Linked DNA regions of Homo sapiens: region 1 is linked to region 2. A link is an interaction called in ENCODE POLR2A ChIA-PET data of the cell type or tissue named here. Cell type or tissue: HepG2. All regions are shown on one strand. Each heading gives the region's core, and the rest is flanking DNA. Links, peaks and the distances in the headings are about the cores only. Region 1 has its middle 16 kb from the start of TCF7. Region 2 overlaps VDAC1 (voltage dependent anion channel 1).

The links. Peaks named below come from ENCODE experiments on the same cell type or tissue, not always from the same donor. Only the 100,000 strongest peaks of a DNase experiment are listed, where the experiment ranks them.
Region 1: POLR2A ChIA-PET joins it to region 2 with 14 read pairs; 2 of 35 experiments call an interaction of 5 or more read pairs at or near these places.

What each region holds. Positions count from the first base shown.
Region 1 is chr5:134,094,578-134,102,902 of GRCh38, forward strand. It overlaps a transcript of VDAC1 not described here. Among named protein-coding and RNA genes, the nearest start is that of TCF7, 16 kb to the right of the region's middle. RefSeq lists a silencer at 4,781-5,075 and enhancers at 5,730-5,849, 5,860-6,109, 6,913-7,880, 7,024-7,073, 7,461-7,755 and 1 more. In HepG2, for the core only: CTCF peaks have their summits at 4,947 and 7,592 (motif pointing right); DNase peaks (open chromatin) are centred at 4,274, 5,073 and 7,604; H3K4me3 peaks cover 1,287 bases.
Region 2 is chr5:133,972,813-133,981,137 of GRCh38, forward strand. It overlaps VDAC1 (voltage dependent anion channel 1), which reads right to left. Exons shown (of 9, transcript NM_003374.3): 6 at 7,917-8,144; 7 at 3,059-3,209; 8 at 979-1,036; 9 at 1-50. Among named protein-coding and RNA genes, the nearest start is that of C5orf15, 8.4 kb to the left of the region's middle. RefSeq lists a silencer at 1,352-1,552. In HepG2, for the core only: a CTCF peak has its summit at 7,252 (motif pointing left); DNase peaks (open chromatin) are centred at 4,819 and 5,251.

The sequences.
Region 1 (8,325 bases), core at 74-8,073, 120 kb after region 2:
TCCCAGCTAGTCGGGAGGCTGAGGTAGGAGAATGGCGTGAACCCGGGAGGCGGAGCTTGCAGTAAGCTGAGGTCGCGCCACTGCGCTCCAGCCTGGGTGAAGAGTGAGACTCCGTCTCAAAAAAAAAAAAAAAAAAAAAAAAAAGACATGAAATGGGGCAGCTGCCTTTGTGCTCCCCAGTGAGAGGCCCTAATGCCAACGAGCAGCCTGCAGAGTAGGGAGGAGCTGCCCTGGGCCCCACAGCTGCCATGTCCAGGGCAAAGTACACACTGATGGGGCTGCCAGGGCCACTGCTGGGCTCCTGCCCAGACTGCAAAGGCCTGGGGAAACCCAAGGAAATGTCTTCAATTTAACCAAGAACTCTGAGTTTCCCACGTACATGCTGCAGAACCCAAGAGTCACCCCATTTGGGAGCATCAGTTCCTCCACATGTCCAGTTTCCTTTTCTAGCATTTCCCAAGGGGAACTCCACAAAATGCCAATAGACGTGCCATGTAAAAAAAGGTGGTGTGGTCAAATACATTTGGAAAATTTGAGATTAAATAAAACGGTTGTTTTCTAAGCAGAATATCTCAGTGCCTTTATTTAACATGCAAATATACGTCTCAAAAATCCAAGAGGAGGCTGGGCACAATAACACACACCTATAATCCCAGCAGTTTGGGAGGCTGAGGCAGGAGGCTCATCTGATGCCAGGAGTTCGAGACCAGCCTGGGCACTACAGGGAGATCCCATCTCTACAAAAAATTTTTAAAATTAGCTGGGTATGGTGGCTCGTGCCTATAGTCCCTGCTACTCAGGAGGCTGAGGTGGGGTGATTGCTTGAGCCCAGGAGATTGAGCCTGCAGTGAGCTATGATTGCATCACTGCACCCCAGCCTAGGCAGCAGAGTGAGACTCTGTCTCAGTAAATAAATAAATAAATAAATAAATAAATAAATAAATAAATCCAAGAGGAAGACAGAGTGGACTGTTTGCCAGATGTAATCTAACTTTTTCTCATAGACTATCACAAGACTGGGGTTTATTGGAATCCTTGGGTGGCCTTCCTCTATACCTAACGTTGCCATCCCCTCCCACTGCCCAATGATCCTAGTGAGCTGGGAGAGGCGAGCTGAGGCGCAGGACTCTAGGACTGCACTGCCCAGTTTAGCAGCTACCAGCCACACGTGGCTATTTACATTTAAATTCACTGCAACTAAATCAAACGTAAAGTGCAGTTCCTCGGTCACACCAGCCCCACTGTAAATGCTCAATGGCCACATGTGGCTAGTGGCTACTGTACTGGACAACACAGAGAACAATTTCCATCACTGCAGAAAGTTCTGGAGGAATGGTGCTTGTCTAGCTTCTAGAGAGGCTGGGAGACAAGCCCAGAGCCATAGAGAAATTCTAGGAAAGAGCCAAACCAGCTTCACCCTCCCGCTCTCAGCTTCAGAATCTGAGAACCAAGCTCCCTTGAGACCGATAAGCCATGGGCGCCAGCCACCGAGTCAGACTCTATCCCGCGTGCCAGAGGAGTTTCACTGAAACTGCAAGGAAGTGCGTGTTTCCTTTCCCCAGGGCCCGGGATTGTGCGGGGCAGCCCCTGACTCCCCCGCCTTGGTTCCCTCCTAGGGGCTTCCTCCTCAGCCCTCCCCAGGCCCCACTGACACTGCCGAGGGCAATGAGTCCTGGAAGAGGGAAGGGAGGAGTTGCGCTCCTCTCTCCAGTGCTCCTTTGTGGAGTCCCAGTCCCAGAGTGCCCTCACCCTCCATGCCAGGTGACAAGGCATCTAAAAGATTGCCTCTGCCCCCAGCCAGGGACCGGGCCCACAGCTTGACTGAGCAGCCCCGGCTGCAGGATTTAGGGCAGCTTCTAGGAGCTGTCTCTGCCAGGGCTCTCAGCATTATCCAATCCCAGTCTTGGGGAAGGGGGTTGTGGGCCACACGATCTCTCCTTTATCTAGCCAACTAAGGATGATCTGCTCTCACACCCCTGCCTTCCCCCTTTCTATGCTTATCTATATTTTCTTTTCTTTTCTCTTCTTCTTTTTTTTATTTTTTTTGAGACAGGGTCTCACTCTGTCACCTAGGCTGGAGTGCAGTGGCGTGATCAACCTTCACCTCCTGAGCTCAAGTGATCCTCCCACCTCAGCCTCCCAAGTAGCTGGGATTACAGGTGTGTGCCACCACACCTGGCTAATTTTTGTATTTTATGTAGAGAGAGGGTTTTTCATGTTGCCCAGGCTGGTTTTGAACTCCTGAGTTCAATCTGCCTGCCTCCGCCTCCTAAAGTGCTGGAATTACAGGCATACGCCACCGCACCAGCCCCATCTTTAGATGGACAGTTATGGGCTCTCCAGCAGGCAAACGAAGGCCTAGCTAAGGGGCTTGCAGCCCCCTCTGGGGAAGCCGTGGATTTCCTGGGACTTAGCCTATTGCTAGAGACTCGTGGTCCCAGCGCACATCCCTACCAGCGTCTCCAGTGTTGCCTCTCTCAAAGCACATGCCTGTCTCATAAAAAGATATCAGCATTAGTGCTGTCAGGACCCTTCACATCACTGCAATTAATGAACCCCACAGTCTCAAACATCCTGTTTCCAACATTTTGATAATAGTACCCTGTTTTCTTTTGGAAGGAAACCCAGGTTGGATTGATTAACAAATACAATCATTATTTAACCTCAGAACTTGGTTTTGAAATTAATTTACAATAAAAGAAAAACTCCTCACTAAATAATCTGTCTAATTACATGTTAAGGACTCAGAATGGAAAACATTCAGGAACACAAAAGACCCAACCAAGCTCATTAGCTCTGTTTGCCTCTAACTTATCTCTATGGCAACTCACAGAGGGTCCAGGGAAAAAAAGGTTTTTAAAATTAGATCATCAAGAACTTCATCCAGAACAGCCACAACACAAAACTCTTTCAAAAAGCCTTTGGTTGTTGAAATGGTGAGGGCATGTTTCCTGATCACAGATGAGCACAGGCGTAGGGGAGCCTCTTCCTGGAAGCCCTCGGCCACCTCGGTTCACCCTGTAGAGGTCATTTCAATGGCTGGAAGGTGCTTGGTCCCGCAGCCCTCACCCACGGTGGAGGGGCTGCTGGTGAAGGTGGTGAAAATGCTCCTCTGGACGTGGCGGGGAGAATAGAAGAGTGTGTGTTTTCTCAAAATGAGGCCCACAGACATAGAAGGAGCCAGACGTCTAATTTTGCCTGCAACTGCAGCTCAAGGTTCTGAAGGTTTTTCCACTGGGACCCTCACAGTACAAGTCTTGCCAACACAAGGATTCCTTTCTTTTTCTTTTTCTTTCTTTCTTTTTTTTTTGAGATAGAGTTTCGCTCTAGTTGCCTAGCTGGAGTGCAACGGCAAGATCTCGGCTCACTGCAACCTCTGCCTCCCAGGTTTAAGCAATTCTCCAGCCGCAACTTCCCGAGTAGCTGGGATTACAGGCGCCTGCCAGCACGCCTGGCTAATTTTTGTATTTTTAGTAGAGAACGGGGTTTGACCATTTTGCCTAGGCTGGTCTCAAACTCCTGACCTCAGGGGATCCACTAGCCTCAGCCTCCCAAAATGCTGGGATTACAGGTGTGAGCTACCATGCCCTGCTTATTATTATTATTATTATTATTATTATTATTATTATTATTTTGAGACAGAGTCTTGCTCTGTCACCCAGGCCGCAGTGCAGTGGCACGATGTCAGCTCATTGCAACCTCCATTACCTCTCAGGTTCAAGCAATTCTCCTGCCTCAGCCTCCCAAATAGCTGGGATTACAGGCACCCACCACCATGCTGGGATTACAGGCACCCACCACCATGACCGGCTAATTTTTGTATTTTTGGTAGAGACAAGGTTTCACCATATTGGCCAGGCTTGTCTCAAACTCCTGACTTCGGGTGATCTGCCTGCCTCAGCCTCCCAAAGTGCTGGGATTACAGGCGTGAGCCACCACACCCGGCCAAGGATTCCTTTCTTTCAGACCAGTCCTCTGCTAACCTCTGACAATGCTCCCCTCTCAACCTCCTGGACAGGTGGTGGTGTCCTGGTGGCCCTGACCACCAGCTCCATCTTTATAACATGAAGACCCTTGGCCCCAGGCCTCTAGGCCTTCTGCATGAGCTGGGCCTGATCTTTTCCTTGGGGCTGTCTGCAGCCTGCACAAGTGAGGGGACTAAGGCCACGGTGACCAGGGCAAGTCCAGCTCCTACTCTTACCCTGAGGGGCCCTCCCAGAGGGTTGAGTCACCTGGGGAGGGAGCAAAGTGCAAAAGGTCCAAGTTCTAGTCCACAATGGGTAGGAAAACAAACCAGCTCAGCTGCACCAGATCCAAAGTCATGTTTGAAGGCCTGTAATTTTGAAGGCCGAACCTGTTCAGGAGCAGTGGGCAAGCCAGGCTGGACTCCAGGCTCTGATCCTGAAGGAGCAATGAGAAGGGAGACCAGGCGCCGCTGGGGCTGCACAAATACTGGGTAAAATTCTGACACAGAGGAGAAACGGAGACTCATAGAGAGACACTGTAGGAGAGAAGGAAGGCGGGCAGAGAGGTGGACAGGCAGGAAAGGCAGGACTCATTGAAACTTACCAGCTCACAGCCTGTGTGCTTCAGGTCGAGCACAGACTCTTAAAAGTAGGGCTTTGGGTGGACTGTGATTTAGGCCATCAAAAAAAGCCAGCATCTGGTTGGGTCTGGCTTGGGGAGGGTGGCTCCGGCTTACCCTCTGTCACTGCAGAACTGCTCTTCAATGGGACCAGCCTTTTACATTCCCAGAAAGCCCCTCTGCTTCTCAGGGCCCTAAAGGTGCCGTTTGGGGATGCTAGAGGAGGCTGGAGCCCATGGGGTCCCTCTCACCCGCTTCCTTTCCACTTCCTCCTCTGGCTCATGCTCCTTATCTGACCAGCCTGGCGCAGTCCGGCACAGCTGCAGAGGGTCAGAGCATCACGTCTGGGGAGTCATAATGAACATGCTGCACGGCCTCCTGGAGGCAGCCTTTCTCACCTTTCTCAACCACCTTCTTTTTTTAACTTTTACTTTTTGAGACAGGATCTTGCTCTGTCACCCAGGCTAGAGGGCAGTGGTGCAATCACAACACGCAGCAGCGTTGACCTCTTTGGCTTAAGCAATTCTCCCAGCTCAGCCTCCCAAGTAGCTGGACTACAGGCGCATGCCATCATCCCCAGCTAATTTTGTTTTTATTTTTTGTAGAGACAGGGTCTCCCTAAGTTGCCCAGGCCGGTCTCAAACTCCTGGACTCAAGTAATCCTCCAGTCTCGGCCTCTCAAAGTGCTGGGATTGTGGGTGAGAGCCACCATGCCTGGCCCCAACTACCTTCTTTATCTCCCCAGAACCTATCGTCCAGGCCCAGGGTTGAGACAGAGTGGGAAGGGGTCCATCCCACATTCCCCAGGCCTCGCTGGTACAGCCTGGCCCCTTGGTTGGTATGGGGTCAATCCAAACACGCCCTGTGAGCCCAGCCTTATGTGGCTGGCCCTGTGCATAGGCACAGGCAGAGAAAACAGAAGCAGCAGGATGCTTTTTATTTGTTAATCTAGCTTTGATGCCCCACCTCCTTCTCACAAGGAGTGGAGGCCCCTCAGGGAGTACTAAGTGCCAGGAGTATAGACCCTAGCAGTGGCCTGGGCTGGTCTCCAGGAGGAGGAGGCAGTCAGGGCTCTCCCTGAAAGCAAGCTGGGGTTAAATATTTTTAGGGCAGAGGAGGCACAAACCAGCCAGAGCTACCTTCCTTTCTAATCTTACCCAGGCATTAAGCTTTGAGAGTATCCCCCTCATTTACATACATTCACATTTGATTTGCATACGATGCAAAGAATGGAAAATTCCCCCAGTGCTTAGCCCCAAGATTACAGTCTCTAATACTTTATTCCCACAACCGCGGCACCCCGTGACAGACAGGGGGTCCTGCCTGTGATCTAGATCTGGGCTCCCTGCAGCCTGGGACCCAGCCTGCAGCCTCCTGCCTAGAGGTAGCAGCTCCTGTGAAGGGGGTGGCAGCAGCAGACGCAGGCCTAGCAAAACAAGGTACTTTCACATGTGACTCACACCAAGGACCAGAAGCAGAATTACAGTGTGAAAAACCAGAGCCGGCCGAGACTCCGTCGGGGAATCCCCTCCAGCTCCCTCTCTGTTTCACTCCTTTAAAAAGCCCTGGCCATGGCCCAGCACTCTAGAACCCTCCAAGAAAGTGCTGTGCCTCCCATCCAGGATGGGCAGGGGCCATGGCACTTCAGCCAGGCCCCTTGACTTTCTCTCTGGGTTCTTGGGCTCAGAAATTACATCTAAGCAGAGAAAGAGGCAGAAGTGGATTCATCCCAGGGGCAGAGCTGGAACTGGACCTGGGAGCAGTTGCTGCCTTGCAGGCCCCAGGGCTCCATGCTCATATTTTTCTTGGCCTGGCTTCCTCCTTCTGATCCATTCTCTGAGCTACCCATACACATGCAGCAAACTATTCTGCAAGACCACCAGAGCTGATTTCTGTTGCTTGCAAGGAGTAATCCCAACGGAAACCAGACATTCTCTGTGATGGCAGGATGCCCTGAAGTCCTTGACGAAGGCCACCTTCAGCTCCTGACACATGTCTGGATTTTCTGCCACCCTCAAGGGACCAGCATGGCTTCAAATCCTGCTCCTCTCAGTTTCCAGGGGCCTGACCTTGGGCACTTCCTTTCTCCGAGCCCCTAATTCTCTCACCTAGAAGATGATGCTGTTAATTAAGAAACACAGGATTGGCCAGGCGCGGTGGCTCACGCCTGTAATCCCAGCACTTTGGGAGGCCGAGGCAGGCAGATCACCCGAGGTCAGTAGTTCGAGACCAGCCCGGCCAACATGGTGAAACCCCATGTCTATTAAAAATACAAAAAAATTAGCCGGGCGTGGTGGTGCATGCCTGTAGTCCCAGCTACTCAGGAGGCTGACGTTGCAGTGAGCCGAGATCCACCACCACACTCCAGCCTGGGTGACCGAGCGAGACTCTGTCTCAAAAAAAAAAAAAAGAGTCCTGGCCTGTGAGCTGTTGTGAGCTTCACCGGCGTCGGCACAGGAGGTAATCCGTAAATGTGAGTTAACATTGTTCCTGTCACCATTGTTATTGCTATTATCCCACCAGCCTGAGTAGCTGTGTCAGGGTAGGGTCGGGACTCCTGACTGCTGGATCACTCTCAGGGACACCTTGTGCCATCCCTCACTGGGGTCCTCGTCAGCTGTGTGTCACAGCTGTCACCAACACTGATGTGGGGCTCCAGCAGGAGTTTCAGAACTGCTGAGCAGCTGCCAGGGCTCAGATGCAGCCTGACCCTCCCATTAGGCCCCGTGTTAGAGACTTCATTCCAAGAGACACCCTTCTAGGAGTCATGGGAACCAACATGCTGGCCAGTAGGCCAGCTTCGGAGTCCAGGCGAGAACGCTGTCGCAGCTCCCTGGTGACTGGAACGAGACTGCATGCCCATCCTCCACTATTCAGCGGCAGCAGCTGTGATGGGAGGCACAGGGGAGCGGTTTCCTTTTGAGGGTCCCGGGTCCAAACATCACCCTGGTTACTTCCCACTCCTGCAGTTGAGAGGCACGGCCCCTTCCAAATCCAGCCACCAGGGGGGGTCTGTGAGCAGCCCCCGCCGCTCTGGGGGGACTCTGGGCCTCGCCTGGGCTGAGAGGGGAGGAGGCTGAGGAACGGGCCACAGGGTCATCCGGGGCCAGTGCAGTGAGTGCACTCGTGGTCTGAATGGAGCAGACTCCCCAGCCCATCCCCCCACCCTCTACCCCCCCCACCCCAAAGCTTTTATTTCCACCTGCATTTTAAAAATAATATTAGGCCTGGCGCGGTGGCTCAAGCCTGTAATCCCAGCACTTTGGGAGGCTGAGGTGGGCGGATCACCTGAGGTCGGGAGTTCGAGACCAGCCTGACCAACATGGAGAAACCCCGTCTCTACTAAAAATACAAAATTAGCCAGGCGTGGTGGCGCAAACCTGTAATCCCAGCTACTCGGGAGGCTGAGGCAGGAGAATCGCTTGAACCCGGGAGGTGGAGGTTGTGGTGAGCCGAGATCATGCTATTGCACTCTAGCTTGGGCAACAAAAGTGAAACTCTGTCTCAAAAAAATAAAATAAAATAAAAACATTAAATAATATTTTTTTAATTACAAAAGCAACTCATGGTCAATTCATGACATGGGTGCTCTGGGTTTTCTGGTTTGTTTTACTTAGCTGCATGCTTCAAGATTTCCTGAGTTTGGGCTATAGGGCAGAGGAGGGTCCCTGCCTCTGGGCCTCAGTTTCCCCTGGGTGCATGTCTGGAGGTCCTAGTGTTCTCCTGAGTCTCCCTGAGTT
Region 2 (8,325 bases), core at 152-8,151:
AGCATTGACGTTCTTGCCATCCAGAAGAGCTGACAGTGTCAGTTTAATACCTGCAGGGAGAAAAATGAGGGAGAGGAAAGGAGGAGGAATGGAGGAAAGAAATGACAAGAAAGATTAACACCAAATTCAGAACCTGTTCCAGGTATTATCAGCAGGGTCCAAACTACATGGCCCTTCAATCCTTGTTACTTAGCACTATCTGACCAACAGGCATACTACAGTGGGCTTATAAAACAACTATAATTATCCCACCGCCCAGAGAGCCTACCCAAATCTACTTCTGGAACCCCACTTTCCTTTTTCCTCTCACTGTTCCCCTGGTACAATTAGTCTATAGCACTGGTAGCATGCAGTAAGCTTCTTTGGCAATCATCCCTTTAAATGAAACCTCAATCCTGAATCCAACCTAAGGTCTTACATGTTCATGTTCATAGTGTACACACATGTGTAGTGTGCATGTACATCCACAGATGCACACAACAAACTGACATTCCCTGGAATAACCTGATTCAGGGAGTAGCTGGTAGTCTTAGATTTCCAGGGTTCAAAAGTGGTTATACACTAGAACTATAATACGCCGTGGACTGGCCTAGCCAACTGTGCAGAGGAAACCTGCAAACCACTTTTCCTATTTCTTTGTCTTTTTACAGTGGGGCTGATTTATAAGTTAGTTTTGAGAATCTGCCAGAAATAAGTATCAAGCATTATGTCCACACTGGAAAAAAGGATGGAAGAAAATAGCAAAGAATATGTGTTAGCCTCAGCCTTTTTCCTCCTGCTTGCTACATCTCATATTCTCCAAATGTTTTATAATGACCCCATACTCCTTTATAAACATTTAATTATACTTTACATATATCCATTTATATATACCCACTGTATTATATAAACATTTTATAAGCAATGACATAAATCAGCAAACCAGCACCACAATTTTTTTAAGATAAAGAACCGATTTCACACACAAGCAACACATACCTGGCTTTAGAGTCTGAGTGTATCCTAAACCTATCAGGCTGGAGTTGTTCACTTTAGCCTAATCAAGGAAATGACAAAACAGAGAAAACATTAAGTATAATACTTTGCACTTCCATCTCCAAAATTAGAGCTTTTTAGTCAACCAACCTTGGACTTTAGAATCAAAATTTTTCATGACCACCTTGTTCATGAGATTCATTAAATTCAATACAAAATACATCAATTTTAGGTGCATACCTTTCTGTTCAAAGGGTGTGCTGAGATCTGACACCCCTCATAAGAACAAAGCAGAGAGAAGGAAGGCCTCTTAGGGGCCAGTGTCCTTTTGCTCATATAAATAATGAGGCTCCTTTTCTCTTGTTTTTAAGTGCTTGCTGTTAAGGGAGCCAAATTCGGTTCTAGTTTAGGAGACTTAAAAAGGGCTGTCCATAAATTACACAAACCAGTACAGACACCATTCTGCAACATGAGATTCCCTCATTTCACCCCAAAGAGATACAGCCGCCAGTGCCCTGTGACAACAGAAATGAGCCCAATAGGATTTACTGCAAAAACTGTGTAGTAGTTCGAGGGCCTGTGAGCAATGCCAGAGACTCTGCAAGATGCCAACTGACTATTGATTTCTTAATATGCAATGCAGGAGCTGAAAAGGAGAATGAAAAGTGAGGCGGGGCGGGGGGAATTATCAATTAGAACCCTAGATTTCAGAGTGCCCCTTTTAACAGTCCGCATGATAGAACAGGAACTGGTATTAATGGAAGAGGCTTAACAGTAAGCCAGTCTGGTTCAAATCCAGCTCCCAGCACTTTCCTGCTGTGTACCTTTGAGCAAGTTACTCACCTAAGTTTCTAGTTCCTCATTTGTAAAAACAGAGATGATTGGCCAGGGGCCATGGCTCATGCCTGTAATTCCAGCATTTTGGGAGGCCGAGGCAGGCAGATCACCTGAGGTCAGGAGTTCGAGACCAGCCTGACCAACATGGTGAAACCCCGTCTATACTAAAAACACAAAAATTATCCAGGTGTGGTGGTGGGTGCCTGTGTTCCCAGCTACATGGGAGGGTGAGGCAGTAGAATCACTTGAACCTGGGGGACGGAGGTTGCGCAGTGAGCTGAGATCGTGCCATTGCACTCCAGCCTGGGCAACAAAGGGAGACTCCGTCTCAAAAAAAAAAACAAACAAACAGAGATGATTGGCCAGGCATGGTGGCTCATGCCTTGTAATCCCAACATTTGGGAGGTTGAGGTGGGAGGACAGCTTGAGCCCAGGAGTTTGAGACCAGCCCAGGCAACAGAGTGAGACATTGTCTCTACTAAAAATTTTTTTTTAATTAGCCAGGCATGCTGGTGTGCCTATAGTCCCAGCTACTTGGGAGGCTGAGGTGGCAGGATTACTTGAGCACAGGAGGATGAGGCTGCAGTGAGCTGCAATTACACCACTGCATCCAACCTGGGCCTTGTCTCAAAAAAACAAAAAATAAAAAAAACCCAGAGATGATTAAAAAACCAAAGCACCTATTTCAAATGGGATTAAACACAGTAATCTACACAAAAGGCTCTGCACAGTGCCTGGTACCCATAAGAAGTACTAGTAGTATGATCACTGTACTCATTTGGCACTCTTTTCAAAGTGAGAACATCTCTCACTTTGTTTTTGTTTTTTTGAGACGGAGTCTTTTTTTTTTTTTTGAGATAGAATCTCACTCTGTCACCCAGGCTGGAGTGCAGTGACACGATCTCAGCTCACTGCAACCTCCGCCTCCCCGGTTCAAGCAATTCTCCTGCCTCAGCCTCTCGAGTAGCTGGGATTACAGGCACACGCCACCATGCCCGGCTAATTTTTGTACTTTTAGTAGACAGGGTTTCACCGTGTTGGCGAGGCTGGTGTCAGACTCCTGACCTCAAGTGATCTGCCTGCCTTGGCCTCCCAAAGTGCAGGGATTACAGGCGTGAGTCACGGCGCCCAGCAGCATCTCTCACTTTGAGTAAGCTGAAGCACAGCACTCCAGCAAACCTGAAGGATTCCAACATAAAGAGCAGATGGGCCTGCCTGTGAGATGCGTGATTCCACAGATACCCACCGAGAAGCAGGCGTCAGGGTCAATCTGATACTTGGCTGCTATTCCGAAGCGCGTGTTACTGTTTCCTGCTGTCCAGGCAAGATTGACAGCGGTCTCCAACTTCTTGTTCACTTTCTGGTAAATGGAGCCGCCAAACTCTGTCCCGTCATTCCTGCAAACAAGCACAGGACAGATGCTGAGCTTCCCAGGGAGGTGAGCTGCAGCCCAGACAGATCCACCCAAGTCTCCCAGAAGACAGGGATGACAGAAATGGACTGAACCAATACTGGTATTAAGGGAAGTCAGAAGTTCACCAAATTTCACAAAACAGGTACTAAATTACAGGAAGTCTGATAAGTATGGAACAGGCACCTAGCCAGGCACAGTGGCTCACACCTGTAATCCCAGCACTTTGGGAGGCCGAGATGGGCAGATCACTTGAGGTCAGGGGTTTGAGACCAGCCTGGCCAACATGGTGAAACCCTGTTTCTACTAAAAATACAAAAATTGACCGGGCTGGTGCCATACGCCTGTAATCCCAGCTACTCAAGAGGCTGAGGCAGGAGAATCGCTTGAACCTGGGAGGCAGAGGTTGCAGTAAGCCGAGATCGCGCCACTGCACTCCAGCCTGGGCAACAGAGCAAGACATTGTCTCAAACAAAAAAAGAAAAAGCCAGGGGAGAGGGGGTACGTGGTGACTCACGCCTGTAATCCTAGCATTTTGGGAGGCCGAGGCAGCAGGACTGCTTGAGCCCAGGATATAGCTTGGGCAACAGAGCGAGATCCTGTCTCTATAAGGAAAAAAAAAAAAAAGAAGCAGCAAGTAGAGCACTGAGATTCTGAGTGATTTATTTTTACTGCTACTGATGTTATTACTTTTATAAACGATTCTACCAGAAAAATGGCATGGAAGTCCGGGTGCAGTGGTTCATGCCTATAATCCCAGCACTTTGGGAGGCCAAGGCGGGCAGATCATTTGAGGTCAGGAGTTTGAGACCAGCCTGGCTAACATGATGAAACCCTGTCTCTACTAAAAACATAAAAATTAGCTGGGCATGGTGGCAGGTGCCTGTAATCCCAGCAACCTGGGGGGGTGAGGCAGGAGAATCGTCTGAACCCAGGAGGCAGAGGTTGCAGTGAGCTGAGATCTCACCACTGCACTCCAGTCTGGGTGACAGAGTGAGACTCTGGCTCAAAAAATAAAAGTAAAAATAAAAAATGTTATGGAAAGAGAAGAAAATGAGAAGAGAACACAGCCAGAAATGGCAAGAAAGGTGGGGCTGCACATATGCCTCAGAAGGCAAGTTAGAGCCCTTGGCACAACCTGCTGCAGCCACTGCTGGGGAGATACAGTTGGCACTGACCCAGCCTCTTGGAGGAGCAGCACTTCAAAAGAGCTTAATCCACAATTCATCTCGTCCACCTGTGCATACTCCTCACCCATGCTGCAACATCTAAGCCTGGCAGGATTTGAAAGGGAGCTTTTTGCTACATCATAAAATGTCTCCCTCTTTCAAAAACATTCAGAATGAAACCCCAGCTGGCCAAGCTCCCTCCTCTCTTACAAACACACTGAATGACTCCAGTTGCTGGGAATATCCCTTTCCCTTCTTCAGTCATTCAAATTCTCCTCTTCCTCTTTTGGGGCCCTGCTTAAGCTCTCAGAATTTGAAAGTCTGCCCCACCCAGCTGAACAGCCTATACAAACTCTGCAGTCACTGCCACCCCTAAAAAGGCATACGAAGAGCTCAGAGTCTACACTTTGTCCTCTGTCGGGCTGGGGTCGGCACAGATCATAGACTGTCTCTCATTACTGCTTTCAGATTGTTGTTTATACACACAGTGCATACTGGTGCCTGGTCAGAAGCAACCTTCTCCATGGAGGGAACCACAGAAAACAAAAACAGTTAAAGTGGCTGCCACTGCGGAGCTGGGATGAGCAGGCTGAGGCAGGCTGGAATCACTGCTTTTCATAGGCCCATCTGTACTGTTTGATTTTACAACCATGGGTTCAGACTCCTTTGATTAAAAAAATTAAGAAAAATTTTAATGCTGCAATTTTTTAAAAAGGAATGACCATCCTCCTTGCATCAGATGGTCTTCAAGCCTGCCTAGACCCTCTCAAACATCTTTAACATAAAATCAGTGTCTGAGTTCTGCCTCATCATTGTGGGCATTTCCAGTGGAAATGGCATTGGTTAACTGTGAGTCAGAGCCCACGTACTTTGGAATCCAGCAAAGGGCTTCAGGACCTAAGAACAAAAACTCTAGTCTTCACAAGACACTCTCCCTAAATCAGAGAATACATTCTAAATTTTCTTTTTTTTTTTTCCCCAAGATGGGATCTTGCTCTGTTTCCCAGGCTGGAGAGCAGTGGCAAAATCATAGCTCACTGTAACCTCAAACTCCTGGGCTCAAGTGATCACAGGCATGTTGCCACCATGCCCAGCTAATTTTTAAAAAATTTCTTAGAGACAGAGTATTTCTATGTTCCCCAGGCTGGTCCCAAACTCCTGGCCTCAAGTGATCCTCCCGCCTCAGCCTCCCAAGTAGCTAGGATTACACGTATGAGCCACACATTGTAAATTTTCGTTTCCCCATGAAATTCAGCGAGACAGACATTATGCTTCTAGAAAGTACAGGGAGACCCAGGCACTGCCTGATTCACAGAGAATCCTGTCTTCTGTAGACAGCCCAAGTATGCTACAATAAAACAGCAGCCTGTCAAAAATAAGATTTTTGAATGACTTTAGTAATATATTCAAATGGGGAAGTTTCTTGGGCTTACATGTTTTTAAAAAAGGCCAGACTTTTCAGAATATCCTAAAACCAGGAACACAATACTGCCTTCCTGTACAGAGCTTTCAAAACCATAAACAGAAGGCAGATGCAGTGGCTCACACCTGTAATCCCAGCACTTTGGGAGGCCAAGGCGGGCAGATCGCTTGAGCTCACAAGTTCAAGAACAACCTGGGCAACATGGCGAAATCCTGCCTCCACAAAAAATACAAAAATTAGCCAGGTGTGGTGGCATGCACCTGTAGTCCCAGCTACTTGCAAGGCTGAGGTGGGAGTATCACTTAATCCCGGGAGGTGGAGGCTGCAGAGATCGTGCCACTGAACTCCAGCCTGGGTGAGAGAGTGAGACCCTGTCACCAAAAAATAATAATAATAAATAAATAAATACACAGGTGGAACTGTTCAAATTCATCTATATGAAGCACAAAGAATTTCTGTTATGCATTTGGGCCCCTGCAAGCACCAGGGCAACCCAGATGAGTTGTGTCAGCTGCCTTCACGCTGGTTCCAAAAATAAACCATACCCACTTGTTGCTTATTTAAAATGCTGAAGCTCAGATATGTGGGGGAAATGGCTAACAGCCATTGTTCCTCCTAGAATTGGTACTGAAGAATTGGTGCCAATGCCCAATTTCAAACCAAGGAAAACACTTCCCATGCCAATCAGAATTCTACGTTCAAAAACATTTCTATGCATGTGGTATGTTTCCTATAGCTTTTTAGTATGTTTCACCTCTTCTTAATTAAACATATAATAAAATTGATATTTTCTTTGCTTTTTTTTTTTTTTTTTTTTTTTGAGACGGAGTCTTGCTCTGTTGCTCAGGCTAGAGCGCAGTGGCGTGATCTCGGCTCATTGCAAACTCCACCTCCCAGGTTCAAGCGATTCTCCTGCTTCAGCCTCCCAAGTAGCTGGGATTACAGGCACCCGCCACCACGCCCAGCTAATTTTTGTATTTTTAGTAGAGATGGGGTTTCACCTTCTTGACCAGGCTGGTCTTGAACTTCTGACCTCGTGATCCACCCGCCTCGGCCTCCCAAAGTGCTGGGATTACAGGCGTGAGCCACGACGCCCGGCCAAAATGGATATTTTCTTGGTATACATTTTTACGAATTTTAACACACGTACACAGATTAATGTAACCATGACGACAGTCAGAATATAGAACAGTTCCCTCCCCGAAACTCCCTCAGTCACTGCTTTGTAGTCATACCCTCCCCGCCCCCTGCCAACCACTAGATTGTCCATCTCTATAGTTTTCCTGTGACTTTTTAGCTGTAACAGATTCCAAATTAATGATAAAAATTCCTCAAAAAATTTATTAATGGAAATATTAGTTTACACATTAATATCACTGATTTGCCTTAAGTTTAAGAAGTTACTTCTTTAGTGACCTCTAGTGGAAAGAAATAAACATGGTAACTCTGCACCCAGCTTGTGCCTGTCACAGGTTAATTCCTCATGAAACTAAATAAAACAAGGTTTATGGATAAAACAAGATTCATGAATGAAATGTGTTTCCCTTAACTTAAATCATCAATCTACTTCAATTCTCAAGGGGCTCTCTCCTAACCTATAATCACTGTTTCCCTTCACCATACTGTCCAATAGTTACTTTTACATGCTTCACTGTACAGAGAAGATAGTTTGTAACTGAGATAATCAGCTCCTAAATTTGTCTACCATGTCTACATGTCATCAAGCCCAGCAGGCTAATCCTCAGGCATTAGACAGAGAAAGAGAGCTGTTTTGTTAACTAAAACAAAAACTGCAGGGAATGGACACGCTCTGGACTGACACCATGTCCCTGCTGTAATTAATCAGCCACTTTGTGTACCTGTGGCAATATATACTGTTCACAGAGTGGAAAGGATCTAAGACACTCCAGGAAATGGGTAGGTGGGAAACAAAAGATAGCAGCAGGCCATGTGGCTCATCTAATGCCAACAAACTCACTTTACAGTGGTTAAAAACTGGGCTTTCTTAAAAAAAAAAAAAAAAAAACAGTGAAAAGCAATCCCCTTACCACACATGCTCCAACCCCACCCCTCCCACCCTGCTGCCCCCATGTACACTTACACATTAGTGTGAAGCTGGAATTCATCAGTCTTGTAGCCAACTGCAAAGTTGCTCTGGGTCACTCGGGATTTTGCAGTCTCAAAATTCATCTGGTAGCCGGCCAGCCAGCCCTCGTAACCTAGCACCAGAGCACCCCGGATGGAAGGCCCAGCAATGTCGAAATCCATGTCGCAGCCCAGGTTAATGTGCTCCCGCTTGTACCCTGTCTTGATTTTAGCATTTTTTTTCCTGAAGGAAAATAAGTTATATTAAGATCAGAAGCTAACTCACCTTGAAATGCAAGTTGTCTTTTTTTTTTTTTTAATCCCAGGTCAAATAAAGGGAGTGGGGTGGGGGTGAAGTCAGGGCTCCAGTTCTCCCTTAAGCCACTGCTGTACCACAATGAGCAGGACACAACCTCTCTTCCACA